Linked DNA regions of Homo sapiens: regions 1 and 2 are each linked to region 3. A link is a loop called in an ENCODE intact Hi-C map of the cell type or tissue named here. Cell type or tissue: heart left ventricle. All regions are shown on one strand.

What was found. Peaks named below come from ENCODE experiments on the same cell type or tissue, not always from the same donor. Only the 100,000 strongest peaks of a DNase experiment are listed, where the experiment ranks them.
Region 1: a loop joins it to region 3, with 4 times the contacts of the local background. A loop is called at or near these places in 47 of 110 quality-filtered maps.
Region 2: it touches region 3 in a loop (3-fold over the local background); 14 of 110 quality-filtered maps call a loop at or near these places.

The regions. Positions count from the first base shown.
Region 1 is chr4:173,986,884-173,994,883 of GRCh38, reverse strand. It overlaps LOC105377543 (a long non-coding RNA gene), which reads left to right and starts at 3,918. Exons shown (of 4, transcript NR_188468.1): 1 at 3,918-4,177. In heart left ventricle, CTCF peaks have their summits at 3,845 and 4,558 (motif pointing right); a DNase peak (open chromatin) is centred at 3,883; H3K4me3 peaks cover 1,011 bases; H3K27ac peaks cover 1,487 bases.
Region 2 is chr4:173,830,817-173,838,816 of GRCh38, reverse strand. No RefSeq gene overlaps it. Among named protein-coding and RNA genes, the nearest start is that of LINC02269, 62 kb to the left of the region's middle. In heart left ventricle, no CTCF peak of the experiment used is centred here; no DNase peak of the experiment used is centred here.
Region 3 is chr4:173,501,881-173,509,880 of GRCh38, reverse strand. LOC101928409 (a long non-coding RNA gene) reads right to left here and starts at 1,764. Exons shown (of 2, transcript XR_939467.3): 1 at 1,269-1,764. It also overlaps a transcript of SCRG1 not described here. In heart left ventricle, CTCF peaks have their summits at 2,755 (motif pointing left) and 3,852 (motif pointing left); DNase peaks (open chromatin) are centred at 290, 1,930, 2,850, 3,860 and 3 weaker places; H3K4me3 peaks cover 3,044 bases; H3K27ac peaks cover 3,637 bases; H3K27me3 peaks cover 1,414 bases.

The sequences.
Region 1 (8,000 bases), 490 kb before region 3:
TATTTGCTTTGATACTAGGAATTTTCTTCTCACCCTTGCTGACTTAATTTTACTTTTTGATTTCCAAAAACATTAGCATGCTCCAAAAAATTCAAAATTATTTTAAAAATGTATACCCAAAGAATTATCACACCTTTCCTTTCTGTAGCCCCTTAATCTCATTTCTTCCCTGACCCTATAGATAATAAAAGCTTTTGTTTGTTGGTTTACACTTCGTGTGTGTGTGTGTGTGTGTTGTTTTTAAAGATAAATGATATATGTATCTTACTTTCTCTTGTTTCTTCTACAAAAGGTAGCATACTACATACGCTTGTTTGCACTTTTCACTTTGCACTTCACAATGTCTTCTAGTAATCACTACATATAAGTTCATGAAGATCTTTTTTGCTTTTCACAACTGCATAGTACTCCTTTGAGTGTTTGTAATATGGTTAATTAAACCAACTCCTAGGCTTGGAGGACATCTATGTAATTTCCAGTGTTTCACAATTACAATTGCTACAATAGATAACCATATATATATGCATATACATATGCATACACATATTTCATATAATTAGAGGTTTGTCTTTATGGTAAATTCCTAGAATGTTAAATGAATGAGTAATTTTGCAAATTCCACTTTATAAAGATTGAGCCATTTTGAGTTCCCACTGGCAATGTATGAGAACTTCAGTTTCCCAATGTCATCATCAAAAAAGTATACAGTCAGGTTTTGACTTTTTGCCAAACTAACAGGTGAGAAATAGTGTTTCACTGAAGTTTAATATGAATTTTTCTAACATGAGTAAAGTTGAACATCTTTTCATATATTTAAGGGCTATTTTTATATCTCTTTCTGTGACTTCTATGTTCATGACAATTTGATCTTTTTTTCCCCTATAGGATTTTTGTTGTTCTTTTCTTCAAATTTTGTAAGTTCTTTGAATATTACAGAAATTGGCCTTCTCTGTCATATATACTGTAGGTATTTTTTCCTAGTTTGTTATTTGTCTTTTGAATTTGTTTATAATATTTAGCTTTCTTATTTTTTGCCATGAAATTTATAAATTTATATAGTACAACTTATCGTAGTTTCCTTTGGTGAATCTGGATTTTCAATTATACTTAGAAAGTTTTTCTTCACCCAGAGAAGAATTTACTGATGCTCTCTTGTAGTGCCTGTATAATTCATGTTTACTTCCACATCTCTGATTTATTTGATGCAAAAGCTGAATCTAATTTTATTTTTTCCCAAGTGGCCATCTAGTTGTCCCAATAAATTTATTAAAAATGAGACAAAAAATTTTTTACCTCAGTCACTTGAAAAGCACCGTTACCATACACTAGATCTCCATATATAGCGGGACTATCTCTGGATTATTATTCTGTTGTGTTGGTCTTTTAGCCGTTCACACACAAGCATCACACTGTTTTGATTAAAATGCTTTGTAGTATGTTCTCTTATTTTGTAGGCCTAGCCCCTGCTAATTAATTGCCTTTCTTCTCAGTGTTTTTCTAGCTAGTCATCTGTGTTTATTGTTTCACATGAATTTAAGTACCAAATTGCCTAGCTCTGTTAAAAAGAAAGTCACTGGTATTTTTATTGGGATTACAGTAAATGTATAAATTAATTAATGGAGAACTGGCATCATCCTATTGAGACATCCAATGCTAGAATAGGGAATGTCTTTCCTGTTGTCATGAATACTTTTACTTCCAATAGTATAGTTTTCTTCTGTGAATATTTATTGTTAAATATATTCCTATGATTGCTTTTTGCCGTTGCTGCTGTAATTGGTTTTTGTTACTCCATTAAAAAGATATTTTAAGAGTTGGGAAGTTGTCTTTTATTTACACTTTTCCATCATTTGCTACAGCTTGCATAGGTGTAATTAGAAAGTTTAGTTCAAAATAATGTAAATGCTTGTTTTCTCCCGGCTTTCATGCCCGTTAAATCATCTCATTTATCTGCATTTCTTTATTTTTCAATTTGCATTTGCAATGCTTTGGGATAAACAATTTTTTAAGGAGTATATTAAACAATTGAAATTTTAAATAATTATTTCAATAATGTAATAAATCACTTTTCCAGTAAAGTCTTGTATTGTTTCTGAATTTTAGTGAACTCTCCCTGGAACTCTACGCTGTCTTGCGAATCACAGCCAAAATTAAATACTCATCAAGAAATAGACTGTTGTGGACAAAGGCAAGAAATGTTTTTTATTTTCATTATGAGAGGGACCAAGTTACAGTTTATCAGTTATGTACAAAGTGTTCTGCAGAAAACCTAGTTTCCTGGCATCATATTTATTATTTATTCTAGTGATTTATGTAGCTCAGTGACCTGGACAGATTGCTTCATTTGCCTATTTTTTAATCTAGCTCTTCCCACAACCCTATTTGGCTATGTTTTAACCATGACATGATGTTCGTACATGCCCACAAAGTGAGCCTACTTCCTTTGATCAACAGAACAACATCAAATGAACCTATTTTGGCTGACACGCAGGAAATATATTTTTCTCAGATGAAGTATGAATTATAGTGCTATATAATATGCTATTCAAAGTAGGAATTCCAATCTTTATTATTAAACAAGTCTTTCATTATTGTTTAAAAGATATGTAAAACAGCTCTTCATTGCTGTATTCACTTCCTGTTAAGTATGAAATACGCATATTTTTCCAGAAGGAGATTTTAAACATTATTTTTATTATTCTTAATTAATAACCATTGTGGACCTCAAAGTGTGAGACGTCTTGGCTGTAGCAACCCAGCAACTTTTCGCACATAAGCAACCTCATGTTCTGCACAGACAAAACTAAGAGAATAATCAGCTTTTGCCAAAACACAGTGCCCTGTCACAGGAAAGAATCATCTCTGATCACTGTCTGATCTTATTTCAGAGCACCAGGCATTGCAGATTACCGGAGAGATAGTTTATTTTTTCCCATAAGTCCCATTGCTAGAATTTTAAAACCCAAATTAAATTATTAGAACATCACAGCAAAATCCTGTTGTTGTATATTTTGAAAGGAAAAACAACAGAAATAGAAAAAGCAACCAGGAAGAGTGCTGTTAATTTCCTGAATATATATTAAATATTAATTTACTTAGATTCCCACTTTGAAAAACAAAGTAATGTTAGCCTACAGTTATAGCACTAAAATTATCTGTAAACATTTAAGAAAGTTTTTACTTTTGCCCCTTCAGCTTTGAGAAAACACATTATCAGCTATCTAAATGCAGACGATGTTGTATCACCAACATAAAAAGCAACACTCTGCCATTGGCATTTAGAGTTCTGACCTAGGTTATGGGCTTATAACACCATCTCCTTCCAGGAAGATTGGCTACATGCCACCAAGTATTTAGATACATATTACAAAAACAGGCTATCTGTACATCTCTCCCTGGAACTCTGCTCACTTGTGAACAACAGCCATATCTGGAGATATGGCATAATGTCAACAAAATATGCAAATACATGAATAAATGATTCCTTCTTTATCTGGCTATTTGGTGTTATTTATCACAGGCCATTGTAGCATGAGAAACTCCAAGAAATTCTGTTTGGAATTTCAAAGTTTTCCTAGGTTCAGCTAAGGATGGTGTGGGATTCCCGCTTTGGTTCCATTTTAATGACATTTTTGTGTCTCAAAAGTACTGAAACAGGAAGGTTTTCTGGGAAGGAAAGTATTTGACCAGGAGAATTTGTCTTTTGCTGTCACAATCTTCAGCTACCATTCAGCTAAATGTTGTTTGGAATAATACGGCCTTAATGCCCCTATCTCCTGCTGAATTGCTCAGACGGGTAGGAGATTAGAGTGAAAAGAGGTGCCGGTATTATCTGTGCGAATGCGCCAGGGGTCACGCTACACTAACAGGGCCGCCCCAGTCAGGGTGACAGAACCCAGCTGCTGGCTCCAGGCTCCATCGTCAGAAGGTTCCACTTACTGCAGAACTCTGTCTCCAGAGAGCGTGGATTCTAACTAGTTTTTTTCCACCTCTAAAAAAGTGGCTAGCTCATCATTATTGTCCTCATTTTTTAGGAAGGAACCACATGTGAAACCACTTACCTGTTTAACCCTATGAACTTGAAGAGAACATGTAATGCCACTTAAAATACCTAAGCTCGGGTTCTGCCTTCAGCGACTCCTGGTAGTAGTGCCCTTATGAGCCATTTATCAAGAAGGTAAGGTATTTGATTTTTTAAAAAATGTACACACATTCTCCACCATCAGATTTGATGTGACTGCATTCTACAAATTGTTTAGTTCTTTTTTATTTATCCTGGAAAAAAAGTCACATTCTCTGCACACGGATCATTGTGCACTTGCATTTTAACCTCCAAGAATCTTCTTGGTACTTTTTTTAATGTTTAAGGAAAATAGTTCCCATTTTTCCTCTGAACACTGCTTATTCATGGTAATCCTTTTTCTTTGTAAGATGGGAAGAAAATTCCCAGTCTTGTCTGGCTTAGGGCTAATTGTGGAAGCAGCTCTCGTTTGTTTTCTTGTTTGTTTCTGGGGGTGACATTCTTTGGGTCAAGGAACTCAGAATCTGGGATGCTGACTTTGCCAGTAGAGGGAGATAGAGCTATCTAACAGCTTTACAGGGCACAACCTAAGGCCAGACTAATTGTTTTGCATGAAGTTGTTTCTTAATGCTCTATCGATAATAAAAATTTTTTACATTGTTTTTCCTATAAAAGTGAAGAAGTAAATGAAACCATCCAGACCCTTCGAGGAGAACAAGTCAGGAGAAGCTTACTGGTTTACAAAGTAGTCTTGAAAAGTGAGTCCTTTTTGAAGGACAATTTTTAAAATTATGTTTATTAGACAACCATAATTTAAAAACATTATTAAAACAAAATTACATTTACACAGGGCCAAAAAGGGTGGGGAAAAATTCATCCTGGAGCTAAAAGCCCAAGGGAGCCCTCGGATTTGATTACTTATTACATGATAGGTATTTAAATGGTCTTGCTGTGTTACCGCATGGCATAGATTCTTCTCATCAGTGAATGCACTTGCACTGGGGAAGAAAACGCCTATGAAAGCATTTTTGGTGACCTATTTTTTCATTTATCAGCATTTGCAATTATAGTTAAGTGCTTCCAAAACAGGGTTTCCATCTAAGAAAGGTCCTGCTTTTATGTGATGCTTTTAACTTTTCAAAGTATTTTTATATGTACTATCTCATTTTAAAGTAGATCTGACACAACCCCAATCTATTAAGGAAGTGACCCTTTAAACCTAAAACACTCTGGCATTTTCTGAGCTAGACTTATCTTAGCTACCATTATAAAACTTAATGAAAGTAATGGTGATACTAAAACTTCCATATTCAGAACAAAATTTATCTAGGTAGAAGATTTGCAAGGAGCCATTCAGTTATTCTTTTAACATCCAGGGAGCTTTTACATTTTTATTTCAATCAGTTGAAGTTATCTGTTGTTTGCGTTAAAAGTAATACTGTCAAGAATTTTATTATGGCCACCACTGTGGCCGATAAACTGAAAATTTTGTAGAAAAAGGTTTTGTGAGTGTGTCCAGACTCATCCATAAAATAACAGGAAGTTTGAGTTGTCCATTTTTAAAGGTATTTTTTAGAATATGATACATTTTATCCTCTTGAAGAATTGCACCATGCCCTTTTTGAAGCATGTGCTCCCTCCATGGTATCTTAAGAAACACTGGATATTCCAACACTGTTTTTGATTGTCTAAATTTCTGTAGCTAGGAAACTGGGATGTCTAATCTGGTTCTTGTCCATCTTCTGGAATAACAAGGCCATTTTGTTACAGGCCAGCAGAGATATTGACTCTGTCAAAGTTGTTGATTCAATTCTGAATAACCATCCGAATGTGTATGGCTGAGTGGTTGTGCATTGAGTAGCGCTGAAAAATGAGGATGCTGGGTACAAGCAGTAAAAATCAATTGCTTCAGCTGGGCTAAAATTTCCTGGGGAAATGTTTTTCCCCAAGCTTGAGCCAAGTCTGAGATAAAAAAGCACTATTCTCATGTCCCGAAACTAAATTAGCAGAGAATCTGGGCTGGTTCCTTGATATTTCCAAACTCTGTCATTTTCTCTATGATTTGCTTAATTTTTCTAAGTTCGCTGCGCTTATAAATTCTATACAAAAAATTATTAATGGGGCTATGTGTAGTTAACATGCACAGAAATACATGTTCTTTTTTTTTCTAATTTAGGCAGGACACTGGAGCAGTTAATTTTGATTTAGTAATGTTTCCCATGCACTTTTATCATAGTGTAAGAGAGGGAATTATTTTGAAAGAAATTGCTTTTTACTTTTAAAATTTATGACATTCTTTGTTGGTTGAACTTGAGGAAATAATAGATTAATGGAGAAAAGTTACCATGTAAGTAACCACCCATTTCAGGAAAAAAATACTGATTTTATGTTTAAACAATTTTTTTTAATTGTACCTTAGTGCCAACATTGAAGTATTTTTAAATTTCATTTTATTATAATTGTAATTAATAAAGCCTGCAACAATCATATGTTTCTGTAGGTACTTATAGGGCTTTTATGAAGATTTAATGCAATAACTTATATGAAAATACTTAACTACATACAGAAAGTTTCTAGTTACTATTACTGTAGTTATTTTACTAAATATATTCAAGGCATCTTTGAGGTTCAACACAACCTTAGGGTTAGAATCTGAAACATAAAACAGAAAAAGACTGTTTTATCCAAAGGACCCAGATGAACTTCTTGAAATTAGTAAATCCCATGATATTCCTATTTTAATAAATGTTGTAAACTTAAGAATAAATATATGCGACCACTTTCAGATATGGCATTGTCTTTTTCACATCTTTCAGCTTCCAAATACCTCTGAAGTGCATATTTATGCTTTACTTAGCTGAGAAAACTGAGGCCGAAAGAGAGGAAGCTAATCGTTAAATTTCATAAATAGGTTAGTCTCAAAATGGCAATTAAATTTAAATCTTCCAATTTCAAGTCTGAGATTTCTTCCATAGCTCATTCATAGTTCCTGGTCTTATAGCTTCACATTAATTATTATTATCAGATTGTTTCCTTAATTTCCAGATATCTATACCAAGGTTGTGCTTTAAATGGAAAATCAGATGGCTGAGGTTTACTGACACATTTATTCTCTCTATAATTTCCTTAAATGTATTTATTGAGCAACTACTATGGGGTCAGATGCTATATAAGATGCTAAGAACAAAACAGGCAAAAACATCTGCTATCTTGGAGTGAACCTTCTGGGGTTGGGGAGTAAACTGGCGGTGGCAGGGGAGAAGAAACAAGACAAATAAGTAAAATATACAGTATGACAGAAGGAGCCAAGGAGAAAAATAAAACAGGCAAAGGAGCTAGAGTCTCAAGTGATGGAAGAGCTGCAGTTTTAAATAGGGTGTCCAGGCAAGGCCTTGCCAGGAAGGAGCCATTTGAATCAGGACCTGAAGCTGAGGAGTGAGCCTGGGGGAGAGCTGGAAGAAGAGGATGTTAGATTGCATGGCTGTGAGTTCCGGGAGGAAGAAGCATAACAGGACATGTTGGAACCAACAAGCAGCCCCTGGTATGAGTAGAAGTTCAGGTCAAGAAGTAGCAGAGGCTAGACCATGAGCTCTTACTCATAATGAGATGAGAAGTTATTGCAGGACTAAGGGCAGAAAAAATGTCTTGGTCAGATGTGTTTTAACATCATCACAGGCAGTTGTGAATACATTTAGGGAAGCAAGAACAGAAGCAGAAACGCCAGTTAGGAGGATATTGCAATGGTGAACAATTGGGGCTTCTAGTAGTGTGATGATGGGGGTGATGAGGTGATAAGTAATTAGAGACTAGATATATTTTGGAAATACAAACCTGTGACAGAGATCATAGGCTGTCTTCCATAATCTGTTCACCCCTTCCTCTTGGTCATATGGGTGCCCAGCTAGAGACTACATTTCCAAGCGTCCTTTGTAGCAAAGATTGTCCATATGACTAGGTTCTCACCAGTGAGATGTAAGTA
Region 2 (8,000 bases), 330 kb before region 3:
CTCCTTTCTCCCCTCTAACTCTTTCCAGTTTCCCTGTCACTTATATACATAGAGTAAGCATAGCCTATATTTGTATATCATGAGAATAAATGTCTCTTTTTATTATTATAAAATTTAATTTCATAGGAATTTTAATTTGGGGGTAACAAAAACATCTTTACTGTTCTAAATAACTGATTATTTATATATTTGCAAATAGTTCATTTCTCTTAAATACTACTTCGTTAGGACACATTTTCATTTCTTAATCTTCATTTTTTTCTGACATTAGATAGTAATATAATCCCTTCATCCAGGTCTGTACCTTAAAAGTTTTTCCAAATGGGACAATTTTTCATTTGTATTACTCACTTTTCTTACTCTGAAAGAAATTGAAAATTTTCATTATTAAAATTCAATTTCTAATCAAAATAACAACGTCTTCTTGTGATTTATTCCAAATAACATATTGTGTTTTCTGCATTGCATGCTCAAGAGCATGTTAGCTACTTACTTTTTCATATAATTTATAATAAAGTAATATTTTGATTACTTTTAATACTGTATAGTCATGCTGATAGGACTTTTTTGGTGTCTATATTTAATTATCTTTTTATTCTTATAATGCAATGTTCTAGATTTTGTTTTAGCTCTTTTAAAATGCCATTTTCACAACTAAGTTTAAATTATATAATTAGAAAACAGGTATGGAAAAAGTATAATCTTTGGGTGAAATTAAATATAGTACAAAGTCTAAATAGCAACATTTCTTCTCATATTTTAAATAAAAGTTTGTGTTAAATTATCATTTTTAAGAAAAAGATTGCATTTTTGTTATATCTTTTTGAAAAATTTTAACATTTATGTCTACATCCATTCAATGTTTGTCATTAAACAGTAAAAGGAAATATTTTAATCACACTGAGATTTTCAAACATTACAGTATTTAGTACCAACCATTCATTCAATAAATGTATTTATGTCCTAGCATATGCTATATAAGAGCAGACATTTAAATGTCCATATAATTGGTTTCTTTACATCGAAATATTTTGAACTTGATATTATGGATGATTGGAATGTTACTGGCTTATGGGAAACATGACGTAATCAGTATCTGATCTTTTGAGTGGAGGAGGCTGTGGTTGTTTGCCCCATTTTGGCTTAAACGACAAACTTTTATTTTCTCACAGTTGGGGAAGCTGAAAGTCCAAGATCAAGTTGTGAGCAGGGCTAGTAATTCCTGAGGCCCCATTCCTTGGTTTGCAAATGGCCACAGAGAGAGCTCTGTGGCCTCTTCTATGTGCAAAGTCCCCTGGTGTCTCTTTTTCTTCTTATGGATACCAGTCCTACCAAATTAGAGCCCCACACTTAAGACTTCATTTAACCTTAATTCCCTCTTTAAAGGTCCTGTCTCTAAATACTATCACATTGAGGGTTAGGGCTTCAACATATGAATTCGGAGACGGGGAGACACAATTCAGTCCACAGAGTAGGTTGACTGAAAAGAAAACAAGACTGATATTAATATTTAGAGGGGATGCACACTACCAGCTTCATGCTAATGGGCAAATCATGTAATTACTCTAAGCATCTCTTTTCCAATTTATAAAATGGTAACTATAATTGATTTATATCAAATTATTTGTAAAAACTTGTGGTTGTTATATTTGGCCCAACCTTTCTATTGTTTATTGCAACGTTTCTATTGAGGGGAAGTAATAGAAAATGAGGATCATTTCTCAGTAAATTAAAGTGAAATGTCATTAAAACTTCAGAATTTAAATCAGAGGGTTCAGATTTTGGCAGCCCATGGGCCAGAGATAGTTTGCAAATTGGTTGCTGGTCTGCACAGTGTTGAAAATTTTAAATTAGTTGCCAACCTTTAAAAGTTGATTGAATTCACATAAAAATCTGGATTTCCAACTTAGCTTCCTTCTAAGCATGGTAGTAATAGACTGTCCCTGGGTTTACATTCCAAGATTGCCACCAGGGATATAGTTTTTCCAGCAAGCCACAATACCTGTTGTGTCTGTGCACCAGCAACAGCAATTTATTATCACATTTGTGCTGTTGCTGATGGAAATATAATGTGACTTATACTGGGGCTCTAGGTTGTTGCCTCTTGATCAACCAATTATCTTAAACTATAGGTTGTTGAATAAAGAAGTAATAAAAAATAAGTCTTTGTAGTTTATTTACGGGAAGGGATGAAATGAATAAAAGAAGTCATATGTGAAGTTATAAAAAGAGACAGAATGAAAATAAAAAATCCGCTCAATAATAATACATGTAAATAGGGGATCGCTGTTCATACTTACGGATATTTTAATCCTCATAAAAATAAACTGCACAAGCTACAGGAGCACACTCACTACAAACACCCTTTCACTCCACATTGATGTATTTAAAGCCTCTATGTTAGAACTAACATTCTTCTACCAGTTTCTTTAGCTGATTTTTTTGTTTTTGTTTTGTTTTGTTTTGTTTGATTGAACTATTAGCTCTGCTCTGTGAACAGTAGTACCACTGAAATCCCCCTTCATTCACTTGGAAATGAAGATGAATGCTTGGGAGAATAAGGCTGACTCTGATGGACTTCACAGAAATAATCAGCATGAGGCACGCAACCTGAACATTAGAGGCTGAATGGCTGGTTTGGAAGGAATTGAGAGGACCAGAGCTCCCTGGCTGCCCTGCACTGAGTCATAGCTTTTAAACAAGGCCTCGAGTCAGAGCTATCAGGCTAGGGCTGCCGTTTCCCTGGCTCATGATAAGCCTGTCTCTTTTTATCCAGAGGTTGGGCCTGTGATTTAACATAGAAATGACAGCGATAGTTATCCCCCAAAACATCCTTAACAACTCATTTCTAATACAAATCACTTATTCTTTGCAAAAGATGAGTGAGTCATGCAAACAGCAGACTGCCCATCAGTGGCACATTGTTAATTTGCTCTTTAATTAGTTTAGTGGCATATAATTATTTGAGGTCAAATAATAATTAAATTTTTGTACACTCCTTTTTTTCCCTGGTAAATTACCACTGGACCACCCTCCATGATAAAGGATCTCTAAATAACACACAGGATGCTTGCTGTGTAACACAAGGAAGTGTGTGATTTTTTCCCCACAAAAGTCCCCTTTAAAGAAAACTCTTCATGAAAAGAATCATGTTATCGTCCTTGTTTAGAACTCTTCTCTTAAGAATAAATATCATGAGATATAAACTTAATAAGCCTTATTCATCTAATTGAGTTGTCTTTTTAAAAAATATAAAATACATCAAGATCATAACTCACAAATTTATTTTCTCATTTTGAATTAGGAGTTATAGAGAAACTACATCCATAACAATATTAAATATTTTGAATTATATTAAAAGAAAATGTGATTCTGAAAATGTAATTTAGGAAAAGCAAGATTAATGTCATATCAGAAGTATTGAGTGACTGAGAAAGGCATCTTTGGATTAAAAAAAAGACTTTGTTAAATGTTTTCAGTTTTTCACCCATAAAATTATATGCTTGAAATTAAAAACAATGTTCCTATCATGTTGCACTCATTTCGTATCCTTGAGCTAATTGATTAAATTCTGGATTATTCCAGAATTGACCCAAGAAAGAAAATACCTCACCTAAAAATATATTTTTAGTATATTAATATCTGTAGAAAAATTTCAACAGGCACTTTGGTAAAGTTTACCCTTACTTTACCAAAGAAAAGGTCTACCAAGGTAAACCTTGGTAGATCTTGTCACTTGGTTAGAGAAACAAAAGTCTCAGGAAGAAACCTTACAAAAAAAGGGTATACCGCAGCCACGTGTAGTCATTAATTATTACATGTTCCTTTAGTAACAAAGTACTTTGTGATTTTTTTAAATTAATGTAGACTCCTTTTCACAGATTTGGCATGAATTAATGAGAATTCTCAATAAGTACACACACACACATATGCACACACACATATACACATGCACACACACTTATATTTCCAGAAATAATTGTCTACATGTGGAATTTGCCCATTTACAGATAAGTCTGCCAAATGGAAAATAACCCTGCTGGCCCTGCTTGAGTTGAGGCCAATCTGAACTATCATGAATATTAACTTTGACAAAATGAACTCACCCCTGAGCAAGGAAAAGTTAATTTTGCTGTTTTTCCTGCTTTCGTGTAATCAGAGCAAAATTCTCAAAGCTTAACAGATTTCTTCCTTAGCCTGTTCATCATAAATCAGAAATAACTGTAACAACTTTTTTAAAAAAACTGGAATTAACATTTTGAATAATTTTCAATGACTCTAAATCAACTTTTACTTTAAGACAAAGCTGTTCTAGAAATTTTCCCAAGGGAAAATTATGATCCTGTATATAGGCCCTAACAAGCAGAAATATCTATTACTCATACATGCACTATTCTTTTTAGCTAAGTGGAGATTGTAAAATTTTGTCAACTCATTCTTGCAATCAACCCACTATTTTGATCATCGTTCAGTATGCCCCCTTCAGGTTATATACAGTGTTGTCAACTGTTTTCCATCCTATGGCTTACATGGAAAATGACAATATATGTATGACACACTGGGGTAAAGACCAGGCTACCTCAGGCTACCAGGGACAACCTGGGAGCTAGCAGAGATCTCTCCCTTTCCCCACCTGTAATCTATTTGTTCATCAGTTATGAAGCTATGATATTGATCCTCATAAAGCGGCACATGTGTGATGTCCATAGATAGAGATGACAGTTTTTCAATAACCAAGGGGACCCAGTACTTCTGGTCTATCTGTAGATCAAGACTTCGATTCTACTCCCCACATTGCTACTCACTTGCTGGTCGACTGAACTGTCCACAGTTATCCAACAAACACTTATTGTATGCTTTCTATGTGCTGGGCATCGTGTTATATTCATGAGACCTAAGGAAAAAGCATATATCCTTATCAAGTCAAACTCATGTTATTTAGGATAGGAGGATCTCATGATCAGTTAAGAAAAAGTGAATAGAACTGCATTAATAATACAATGTCGTAACTGCTATGACGAGTCCATGTATAAAATGCCTTAATTATGTTTAAAAAGACCAGGGAAAGCTTAACCAAAGTGACACCAAGATGAGTTTCCAAGGATCAAAAGGAATTCACTTAATAGATAAGAGGGTGCCTGGGGAGTAAAACCAAGAATAGTTTAAAGGGTGATGACGAGAGAAAGTTGTCATTAAAGCAGATAGTGGCTATATTATTAGTATTTTGACTTTATTTCTATAAGACTTCTATAGTATTAACATACGAAGAAAAAGTTAGAGAAAAGAAAATGAGAAGGGAAGAGGAAAAAAAAACTTCTTATACCAAGGTATAAGGTACTCCTGCCAAAACTGCATCACCTAAATTGTTAAACTCTTTGATGGCTTTCCCATCGTCTTTAAAAAGTAAATGCAGATGATTTACCCAGCACCTCATGATCTGGCTCCTGCCTACACCACTAACTTTATCTCATGCCTCATTCCCCTTGTTGGTTTGACTCCAATTGCACTGACCTTCTGCTGTCCCCAAATTGGAGGCAAGTTTGTTCCTCCTGTAGGATATTTGCATTCACAGACCCCTCTGTCTGGAACTTCTTTCTCTAAACCTCAGCTGACTGTCTCTTCCTTTTCCTTTTGGTTCAGCCTAAAAGTAACCTCCTTAAAGCGTATTAATTGGCCATCCCAATCTAATGGGACCACTGTTTCCAGACCACCCAGCAATTCCTGCAAAACACCTGCTAGCTGACATTTTCATATTCTTGTATTTGTTTGTTGGAAATCTTCCTCTCTTAAATTAGCAAAATATGTTTATAAGTCATCTTTAAAACTAAAACACATTACTTTGCTTTGGAACAGTGTTAAATTAACTCAATTTAATGACCATGATAAGTCATATTAACAGTAAGTCCCATTCCATTTGTAGCCTTTGAAGAGTTTCACAAATAAAAAGGGAAAATAAGGTATTAATAAAAACTATAAAATATTTCAATGTATAGTGTCCAAAGAAAGTAGAGGTATAATATGTTGTTCTTAGCCATGAAAAGTTTAAATGAAAATGTTTTAACACTGTTTTAAAAAACACTGATTTGAAAGAAACTGACATCAGTAAAAAACTGGTGCCTTTTGCTAGATTTTCAGGTTAACAGAGTAACTGGTTAGAAAGAGAAGTGCATTATCCCCAATCTAAACCTGCTCATCAGTAGGAAGGGTGAGAGAAGGGGCTATGTTGAAGAAGGAGTTCTATGTAACATGTATAGAATTTTTATTTTTATTCAAGTTGTACATATTTATAGTATAGAAGGTCAAAAGTTTCCTTAAGTCTACATGAAAACTAGCCTTGCCCTACCACTTCCCTACCACAATCCCATTTCTGCTCCCCAGAGACAAAAAACTTCAACCTGCCCATCCTTTTATTTTGATCTTCATTTCATATTCCTAACTAGCATGCTTATAATTCATTTCTTGATTTTTGAATCTTAGATACCTACTAACTTCCTATTGTGGAAATAAAGAAAGTTTCATCTGATTGATAGCCCTCCCAGCTTCCCCACTTATATGTGCACACCTGCCTTCAGTGTCTCATCTTTCTGCCTTAGCTATGTCTTCATTCTCAGTTACATCTGTATCCACTCTTCATGTTACTTTTTATGTATGAATGTTATTCATGAGCTGAGCCATGTAGTTTAACATGATTGTTTTTCTTGTACAACTTTCATTATTTCCTTCAGTTAATAATCACCTTAATTTTGCTCCTCTTAGTTTCCCATAATCATAAATGATACAGTTTGGGTGTCCCCTCCAAATCTCATGTCAAGATGTAATTCCCAGTGTTGGAGGTGGGGCCTAGAGGGAGGTAACTGAATCATGGGGGCAGATTTCTCATGAATGGTTAAGCACCATGCCCTTAGGTGCTGTCTTCACAATAGTGAATGAGTTCTCTTTAAACATGTGTGGCATCTTCCCCCTTGCTCTTTCTTGCCCTGCTCTTGCTCTGTGACCTGCGTGCTCCTGCTTCACCTTCTGCCATGAGTAAAAGCTCCTTGAGGCCTCCCCAGAAGCTGAGCAGATGCAGGCGTTATGCTTGTGCAGCTTGCAGAACCATGAACCAATTAACCCTCTTTGTTTATAAATTACTCAGCCTTCGGTACTTCTTTATAGCAACACAAGAAGAGCCTAAAACACTACATATTGCTTCAAGAGGTTAAAACACATTGGGTATTTATGTATTTTGTCCTCTTGAAGACAGCCTACCTGAAGCTATCTAGCCTGCTTGAATCTAGACTACTTGCCTTCTAGATCATCCGCACAGCTATTGTTGTAGAGCCACATTTCCTCATTCATTCTGTGGCTTTTCTTCTATATTTCTATGTTGATTTCCCTATTTTCTGGATACCAAGGCATCCTGTTTCTGGGTTTTGTTAGATTTTTCAGAGGCTCTCTAAGCAAGGTTATATAATAGGTTCATTTTGAAGCTTTCATGTCTGAAACTCTTTTCTGTTCTCTCATACTTGACTCCTAGTTTGGGAGAATATTTCTAATACGCACAGATTCTAGGTTGAAATAACATTTGAGAATTTTGAAGCCTTTGCCTCACTGTTCCCCTTCTTCCAGGGTGGCTGTTGAGAAGTCATCTGTCATTTTGATACATGATTCCTGTTTCTCTCTCTCTCCCCGCCCCTCTCCTGACCTCCTCTAATCAGCATTTAGAAGTTTCTCCTTCCTCAGATGGTCTGAAATTTTACACGCTGTAGCACAGATCTTTCTTCATACAGTGTTCTAGGCAATTGTTGGGCTCCTTTAATTCAATGCTAGTACCCTTCAGTGCTGGAACATTTTTAAATTATTTCTTTAATAATTTTCTCCCTTCCTTATTCTGTTCTGTCTTTCTAGAATTTCTTTTGTCCAAATTTTTCACCTTCTGGATTCTTTCCTACCTTTCTATCTTTTCTATATTTTATTTCCTTATCTTTCTATACAAATTTCTAGAATATTGCTTCAACTGT
Region 3 (8,000 bases):
ATGTGGGTGAATCTCCCCGGCCGCCTCGGCTTCCTTGCCTTCCAGCCGGCGCTCAGTTTTCTTGCAAAAGAGTCGGTTTCCTCTCCTTTCAGAGGTTTCCACTTCCTCCTGAGGAATCTCTTTCAGCTCCTGGATATCTCCCCCGAGAAGGGCCCTGGGGTGGGGAGGGGCGCGGACACCGCCCGACACCCCGAGTCCGCGCTCCCGGCTGCAGCCGCGCGGCCCAGGAGCGGGTTCCGGCCGACGGAAGGGAGCGGCGCGGGGAGGAAGTGAGCTCACTCGGGAAGGAAGGAAATAAATGAGGTTTTTGCCCGGCAGCCGCCAGGCCGAAGCGCACAGCCCTGGGGAGAGGCTGCGAGCGCAGGTCCCGCTACCGCCCTCCAAGGAGGCCGGGGGCAGAGGCCGGCTTTGCAAAGCGCTGCGGCCCCCGCTACCGACACCGTCTCGACCCCGCGCATTCTATCCGTCGTGCTCCCGGGGAGGAAAAGCGCCAGGCTCTACTCGCGAGGTTCAGGCCTCCAGGACAGAGTGGGAGGCTCAGAGCGCGCGAGGGCTTTATTCAGGCAGATGCCGCCTTCAGTCCCCACGCGTCCCATCCTCCCCGCGAGTGAGATTTAGCTTCCGAAGCTCCCGCACGCGCGCGCGCAACCCTCTCTTCTTTCTCCAGTGCCCCTCGCAAAAGTAGGCCCTGGAGCTTTGATTTACGATTAGAGTGTTGAGTTATTTGCATGAGAAAACAAGAGGGAGGACGGCCACCAATTCTGGACTCCTCCTTAGTACTCGTGAAGTGGAATAATATGCAGTGGGGTGTGTTTCCAAACCTGGCACCATCTGCACCTTCTGCTACCAGCCGTACCACCACCCGGCTGCTCGGATGCAGTCTGGTTTACGGAAATATTCTAAGAAACAGGGAAGCTGGCTATCTCGCCTCGGCACCCGGCCCTGCAAGCAGAAACTGTCAGAGTGCAGGGACAAGCTTTCTAAACTGACAAAGCCGCCCAACAAATGTAGCGGCACTTATCCCAAGAGCAGGCATTCCCACCTCGGCCTCCCGGGCCCCGAGTGCTTCTCCCACAGGCTCGACCTAGGATGCGGAGTGGTCTCTTGGTGGCCGCAGAGTGCCTTCAAGTCTAGAATGAGGCGGCGATGTCCATAACTCGGCCGGGGCAGGTTGGGTAGGAGGTGGGGAAATGTAATTCTCCCCTGCACTTGGGGAGATTCGGGCGGCAGGCCTTCTCTAGTGCCTTTCAGGGGGCCCCTGCCCTCACCTGAGAAGTCTCTTGGGCACCCACCTACCGCGGTGGCTGGGGCGGGGGCTGTGGTCTGGCTTCATCTGTGTCCGGCCTGTGGTTTGGGCGTCCTGCGACGGACTGCAGAGGTCCGGAAGGTGGAAAAGTTCAAACCCCTCCATGTGTGTTGGCGGTGGTGGGGCGTGCTGGGAGGCGGTTACTGTCAAAGTGTGGGCATATTTGTCGGATTTGTAGGCTCTCGATCTGGAGTTAGTTGGAGAAATTTACATCAGTCTAGAACCTCGGCATTTCACCTCCACCTCCACCTCCTGCAGAAGCGCCCATGTACCTCTTGTCATCTCTTCCCAGTGGGTTGATAGGTTGTTTCATAAAATTAGCAGTCTTGTTTTCCACCTGACTTTCAGCACGATCGCTATCTATCTTTTGACTTCAAGTCTTGCTCTGTACATTTAGGCGGGAGGAGGGGGAGTTCCAAGAAGCCGTCTTGTGTCAACTTTAGCAGCCAGGAAGAGGGAGCCGACAGGGCTTTTCTCGGGCTTTTCCCAGGCACTGCCAGCTTGCCCCTCCCTCTCTTCTCAGGGCGGACTGCACCCTCCACCCATCTCACCCTCCATCCATCTCCCCCTCCCCGACATTCCCTCTGCAGTCCTCGGCCAGTAGCAGCGCCTCCGGGAGCCGCACTCGGGGCAGCAGGGATTCTGGCCTTCCAGGCCCACCAGCGGAGGGGCCTCGCTGCCTGCTTTGGAAACTCTCCGTTTTCCCACAGTATTTCACATTCATATTACTTTTCACACCCTGTTAGGCAGTAATGGCACTGAACCTGCTAAATACTTCCATGCACCCAGCCAGCCCTCCCGCAACTGCTCCGGAGGGTCTGTGATACAAAAGAGATTGCTCTCTCATCCTGCGGGGTTGTTGGCTTCTCTTCTCTCCTCAGATCGGCCTCCAGAGTTGATGGTGGTTCTGGTGGTGGCGGCCACAGGGTGGGGGCGCTCAGGTGTGGAGGAGGTCTTAACACCCCCTTTCAAGCAGGTAGGGGAGATGTGGGAAGAAAGAGCTTGGGGACAGATCTGGCTTTTGGTAGTAGTGTGAAGTTAGATCGGCTATTTTTAAAAGAACAGGGCCAGGCCGGGAGGCTCACGCCTGTAATCCTGGCACTTTGGGAGGCCGAGGCAGGTGGATCACCTGAGGTCAGGAGTTCAAGACCAGCCTGGCCAACATGGCGAAACCCTGTCTCTACTAAAAATACAAAAATTAGCCGGGCGTGGTGGCAGGCGCCTGTAATCCCAGCTACTCGGGAGGCTGAAGCAGGAGAATCGCTTGAACCCGGGAGGCGGAGGTTGCAGTGAGCCGACATCGAGACACTTCATTCCAGCCTGGGCGACAGAGCAAGACTCTGTCTTAAAACAAACAAACAAACAAACAAACAAACAGAAAAACAGGGCCATGCTCCGGACCTTGTGCAAGGAGTAGAGTCTGGCCTTCTTAATTAGCACCATCTCGCGGCCTTCCCTTCATGGCACCAGACCGGATGAGTGGCAATTTGGGCACTAGGCTGCAGAGGGCAATGCCCCCACCCCTCCTCTGGCCGCCGCAGCGCAGCATGTCTGAGAGCTCCGGGGCTGCTCGGTAAACCTGCGGGTGAGGGAGGGAGGATTTAAAGCCCTGCTCATAGCCGGGCTTGATGACGGCGAGCGGAGGAGAAAACAGCGAGCCCGGCCGGGGAGAAGCGACGGTTCCCAGCATCTGAACTCGAACCACTCGCTCCCAGACCGATGGAGGTCGGACTCTCAGAGAGCCCAGTTACCCTGGACTGGACTAGACACCGCCGTCCCGGAATGAGCTGCTGGAAAACCTCGCGAGTCCGCCACCGTAACAGGACTGAGGCCGGTGGCCCTGAGGCTTCAAATCCAGGAAGTGAAGGGAAGTTAGAGGTGGTCCTCCGTCGCTCCTCCACAACCCCGCCTCAGTTCTGCTATCAGGAAAAGAGAAGTAATAAAATCTGCCCGCCCCTACCCTCAGGACAGGAGGGAAGGAACTGATTTTAATGATCGCATATTAAGTGCGAAGGCATTTTACAGGCTGCCTATTGTTTAATCTTCACAAACTGTAAGAAGGGCATTTCCTGTCTCTGTGCCTACAAGAAAATTGAGGTGCAAAGAGAGCAGACCTGGCTGTAGATCTGTGCACCCAAACAAGTTCCAGGCATGAGAGGAGTTGATGGCACACTGAGGGGCCCTGCAGCCTGGGCCGTCTCCTGGTAACCTGGGAGACGGGGCTGCACTGCCCTCCACGAGCCTCTAGCATACACTCCTAGAGGGTGATTTAAGTGATGGGAAATCCCTTTCTAAGGAATTGAAACTTTGGGCACTATTTTAAGCTGTAGGGCCTACGTCCCTATTCCTCTAAAATACCCACAGGAAAGTCAAAGTTACCATGACTCTCTTACTCAACCAGAGGAGTCCAGAGTCCTACCATACATGTGTCCCTCAAGTGTCACCTTTCTTGCCTCACCACACCAGGGTTTGAGATTTAAACTGAAATTCGCTGGGCTTCAGTGTCTACTCACACCATCTAAATTGAGCCCAGAGCTCCCCCTTCAGCCCGGGCGGGGACAACACAGGCTTAGAAGCACGGGGAAACCTAGGAGAGGATTAACTTGGTTCCTAACTTCCAAGTGCCACCTCAGCCGTTTCTCCACTTGTCAGAGGTTTATTTCGTGAGCAGAAGGGACCACCCACCCTTAAACTGGGAAAGAACGAAGTGTGGAGCTCTGGAAACCCACGTGTTAACCTTTGAAAGCAAAGCTCCAGGAGCTCCACCTTCCAAACATCATTATTTGTGCTTCCACCTCCCAGCCGTTGCTTCACGCCTTCTTTCTCATCTAGAGAGGTTGTCTGATGACTGCTTGCTTACACTCTAGAGAGAATGCTTTAGATTATGGATTTGAAAAATTTGCAGAAGGTAGGAGGAGTGAGATAGAACAGGCAAACCTAGGAAGCAAGAAAGGAGTGTTCGGGCCTGTGGCAGGAGGCAATTGTGGTTTGGGAGTTGCTTGGGCAGACATTTCCCCCTATTTTTTCTCCTACAAAGACAGAATCCCAGCACAGAGCTTCTCCGCTGTCTAGCTACTCTCCCCTTTCCCTTTTTCTTCACTTTCCCAATGTACTGATGGCTGAGCAAGAAGAATCTTGTACTGATGTACAAGAATCAGTACAAGAATCTTGTACTGATGTCCCAATATACTGATGGCCGAGCAAGGGATGTGGAGAGGAACCCCACATCCCTGCCTTTTGGGCCATCAGCTCTACAGGGCACTGACTCCAGGTGGGCATTGAGGATAAATTGTTGTTAAAGAGTCCTGAAAGCCACACTCATCCCTGTTGAGCCTTCTCTTTCCCTTTGGACATGGAAATGATGTTCTAGGGGGTGTCAGGTGCATTTCCTGGGTTTTGGGCATCTAGGCCCTAATTGTCTCTGGTGAAGGGGGCAATTCTAAAGTTGGAGGTGGCTAAATGAGTGGTCATTTAATGGGCGTTTTTAACCCCTACAAGGTTATACTAATTCATTTTACAGTCATTACAGTGACAGAAGGTGAGACTATGGTGATTTCTCTTCTTCAGTTACAGTTATTGATCATCTAATTCAGTGGTGACAATCAAGGCTGACAGACAAGTGAAAACAAAATTCAGAAAGTGGCACTGCATTCATGCATTTCTCTCTCCTCTACCATCCTCTGCCATGGTTTCTGCTGCTAGCTGTGGCTAGGGCACCACATTCCACTTTAGGAACCCCTAGAGGAAGAGGATGATCCCCCTGGGTCATGGGGCTGGAATTAGGCTGCCAATGTGAATTGAACTCAGTTTTTCCTCCTCTGAGAAGGATGGTGTTGACCTTTCAGTGACATCTCCTCTCCTGGCAGGGACTCCAGTGGTCTGGCAACTACTCTAAAAATCAAGAAATTCAAGACAAAAATTAAAAGAAACATTAAGAAAAGAGAATAAAAATAATTGTGCACAAAATTTGAAGGGCATTTGATATTTTGCAGCAACCATAGCTAAAACTGCTTGCCTCCATTACACCAGATTTCTCCACGTGGTTTCTAGAGTCCAATACCTTTATTCAATATTTCTGAGCTTCTTTTGCCTGGGAGTCCCACATTTGCAGACAAAGAGGTCTAGTCTCCTGTCTGGTTCTACCCACTGGGGCTGGGATAGGGAAAGCTGGAGGCAGCGGTGGTGACGAGTTGGGGTAGGAAAGGCCCCAGGCTGTGCTGGCAGGTACCTTATAGGTCCTCCCCCATACGGCTACCGGAGGAGCACGCCGTTTGCGCTGCATGCAGGGAAGCCTCTGGGCTCCTTGCCATCCCTGGTGACTTGGGCCAGAGTGATCTTATTACAGTTATTAATGACCAGAGTGATTTCTTAAGCCAAGACCAAAAAGAAATGGATTCAAATGAAAAAAAACCAATGTAGTTCAGACTTTGTGTGAAGGCTGAGAGCGGGGGACTGCACCAGCGAACATGGTCACAGTCGCCTCTTAGGCATCCACTGAGTGCTGGAGGAAGTGGTGCTCGTGAGTGGGTTCGGTGCTCCAGAGTTTGCAGTTGTGCAGGACTGGAATGCAATTACTGGAAACAATTAGACTACACCGTGCTTATGGTGGGCAGAAAATAGAAGACACTTCTGGCACATTTAAGAAAACTTACTATCCCCACGCACCCCGCTTCTTCCCCTGCAGGAGGTTTATTGTAAGTCTCTACTTTGCTACAAATGACACCCTCCTAAAAGCTGTTGGGAGTTTGGGCAGATCCACCACTCATAGAATTAGGGACATCGCGAAGATGTAACTTAAGCTGCTTATCAGAGGCTGAGTGGCAAGTGCTTAAAGCAATTCAGAGTCAGGCACATCTGGGTTGGGTCTTGGCTTCTGGACTGACTTTGTGGTCTCCAGCATGTTGACTTCCTCCTTTATACCTTTGCAAAACAAGGATATTTGTCACATATCCTCATTGCTGTGTGTTTGTGTCTTCGGAAATTCTATTTTCTTCCTAAAAACTTGAAAAGCCATCTCCCCTCAACACTCACCATGCATGGCGAGGTGTAGCTTCCTAGGCCAGCTGTTTACCCTTGCAACACTCCCCTCCCCACCCCAAGACCCTGGACTCTGGGAACTTCACGTCCTTCTCTCTGGTCTTACAAGTGAGTTTTTGAATAGCTTTGATCTGCAATCTCTGACTTTGGTGGACAAGGTCTGAACCTTGAGTTCTGGCTTCTGCTCTTCAGCCAGTTCTATTATCATCCAGCTGGGAAGTCCACGTCCAACCCTCCCCACAAGTGATGGTCCCTGAAGCTGGCCGGATCCCAAGCAAAAACTCCAAGATGTAGCTGGAACACCACCTTCTCCTGCCCACCTGCTGCCAGTCCTCATGTATATGACTGGGGGCTTGGGAGTGGGAACGACACAGGGTCAAGCTGGCCTAAACCGAGAGGTGGACACCTGCTCTAGCTGTGCCAGAGCCCTGGGACGTACCCAGGGACCTGGTCGGTAGGGAACCACCTGAGCTTGAATTCCACTGCCCCTCCCTGAGCTGAGAAGGGTTTGAGGTCCACGGGTGCTAGGTGCTCTCAGAGCACACTCCTTCTTCGTGAGTCCCACTGTGCACCAGACCCCCCTTCTATTTTTCCACTAAGGGAAGTAAACATCTTGCATATATTTCTATAGTGATCAGACCCTAATTATGCCTGATCATGGTCCAGAAACTAGGCTGTTGCAGCCAGAGTGCACCTGGGCTGTGGAAGACGCTTGGAACTTTACACAGATTTCTTTAAAAACTGTTTTGTTTGGACCTTGTGGGGAGGATCAGGAACAGACAGGTTGGTGTCTGAAAATGGAGCAGCCTGGATTCCCCATTTTGAGAAAGGGAGGCCTTGGTGTCACCTGGCAGGTGAAAGCTGGGGATGCAACAGGCCAGTGAGCTTGTGACTGCCCCTGTTTGATCCAATCTTTGCAGCCTCAGGCCACCAGGACTCCTCCCAGGGCCCACATTAGGCCACCATTCAAGTGGGACCTGGTAAAATCTCTTAAACTTGCAGGCTTAGAAAGGAAAGGAGCCAGGCAACGGAGAGCGGAAACATCCTCTCCGTCACATGAACTTTATTGCAGATCAGGAAGTTATCTAACAGCTGCCAAAAATCTTCTGACTCCAGGGCTCCAAATGTTGACTGTTTCTCACACCTCAACACCGGGTATGGAGTCTGCTGCCTTCGGGGTTATTCAGATTTCCCATTCCCTTTCAGAGTCAAACTACCCCCACCTGCCTGGTTGCATTTGGAGATGATTTTCCTTTCTTCCATTCGCGGACCATGTGGCTCACATACTTACCTGGGCTGGCTGTTTCCCCACCCCTCCCCGCCCCACCATAAAGGGAATTCCAAATCTCTTCCTGAAGAGGGAAAGCCAGGTTGAGGAAGGGTCAGAAAAAGGAAGCTGAGTCCGAAGTCCAGGCGTGCAATACTATATTCTTCTCCGGATGCCTTTGGTTCATTCCACAAAAAAGTGCAGCACGAGAAGTAATTTTAATGGGCGCCCTCCCTTCCTTCCATTAACGCACCAGTCTCACTAGGTTCACGCGCAGGTACCTGGCTTTCCGTGGTCTTGTATCCCCCAAAGAACCTGGCAAAGATCTGAGCACAAAGTAGGTGCTGAGACAATAGATCCTGGTTGGTAGAAGGGATGCTCCGAAGGAGA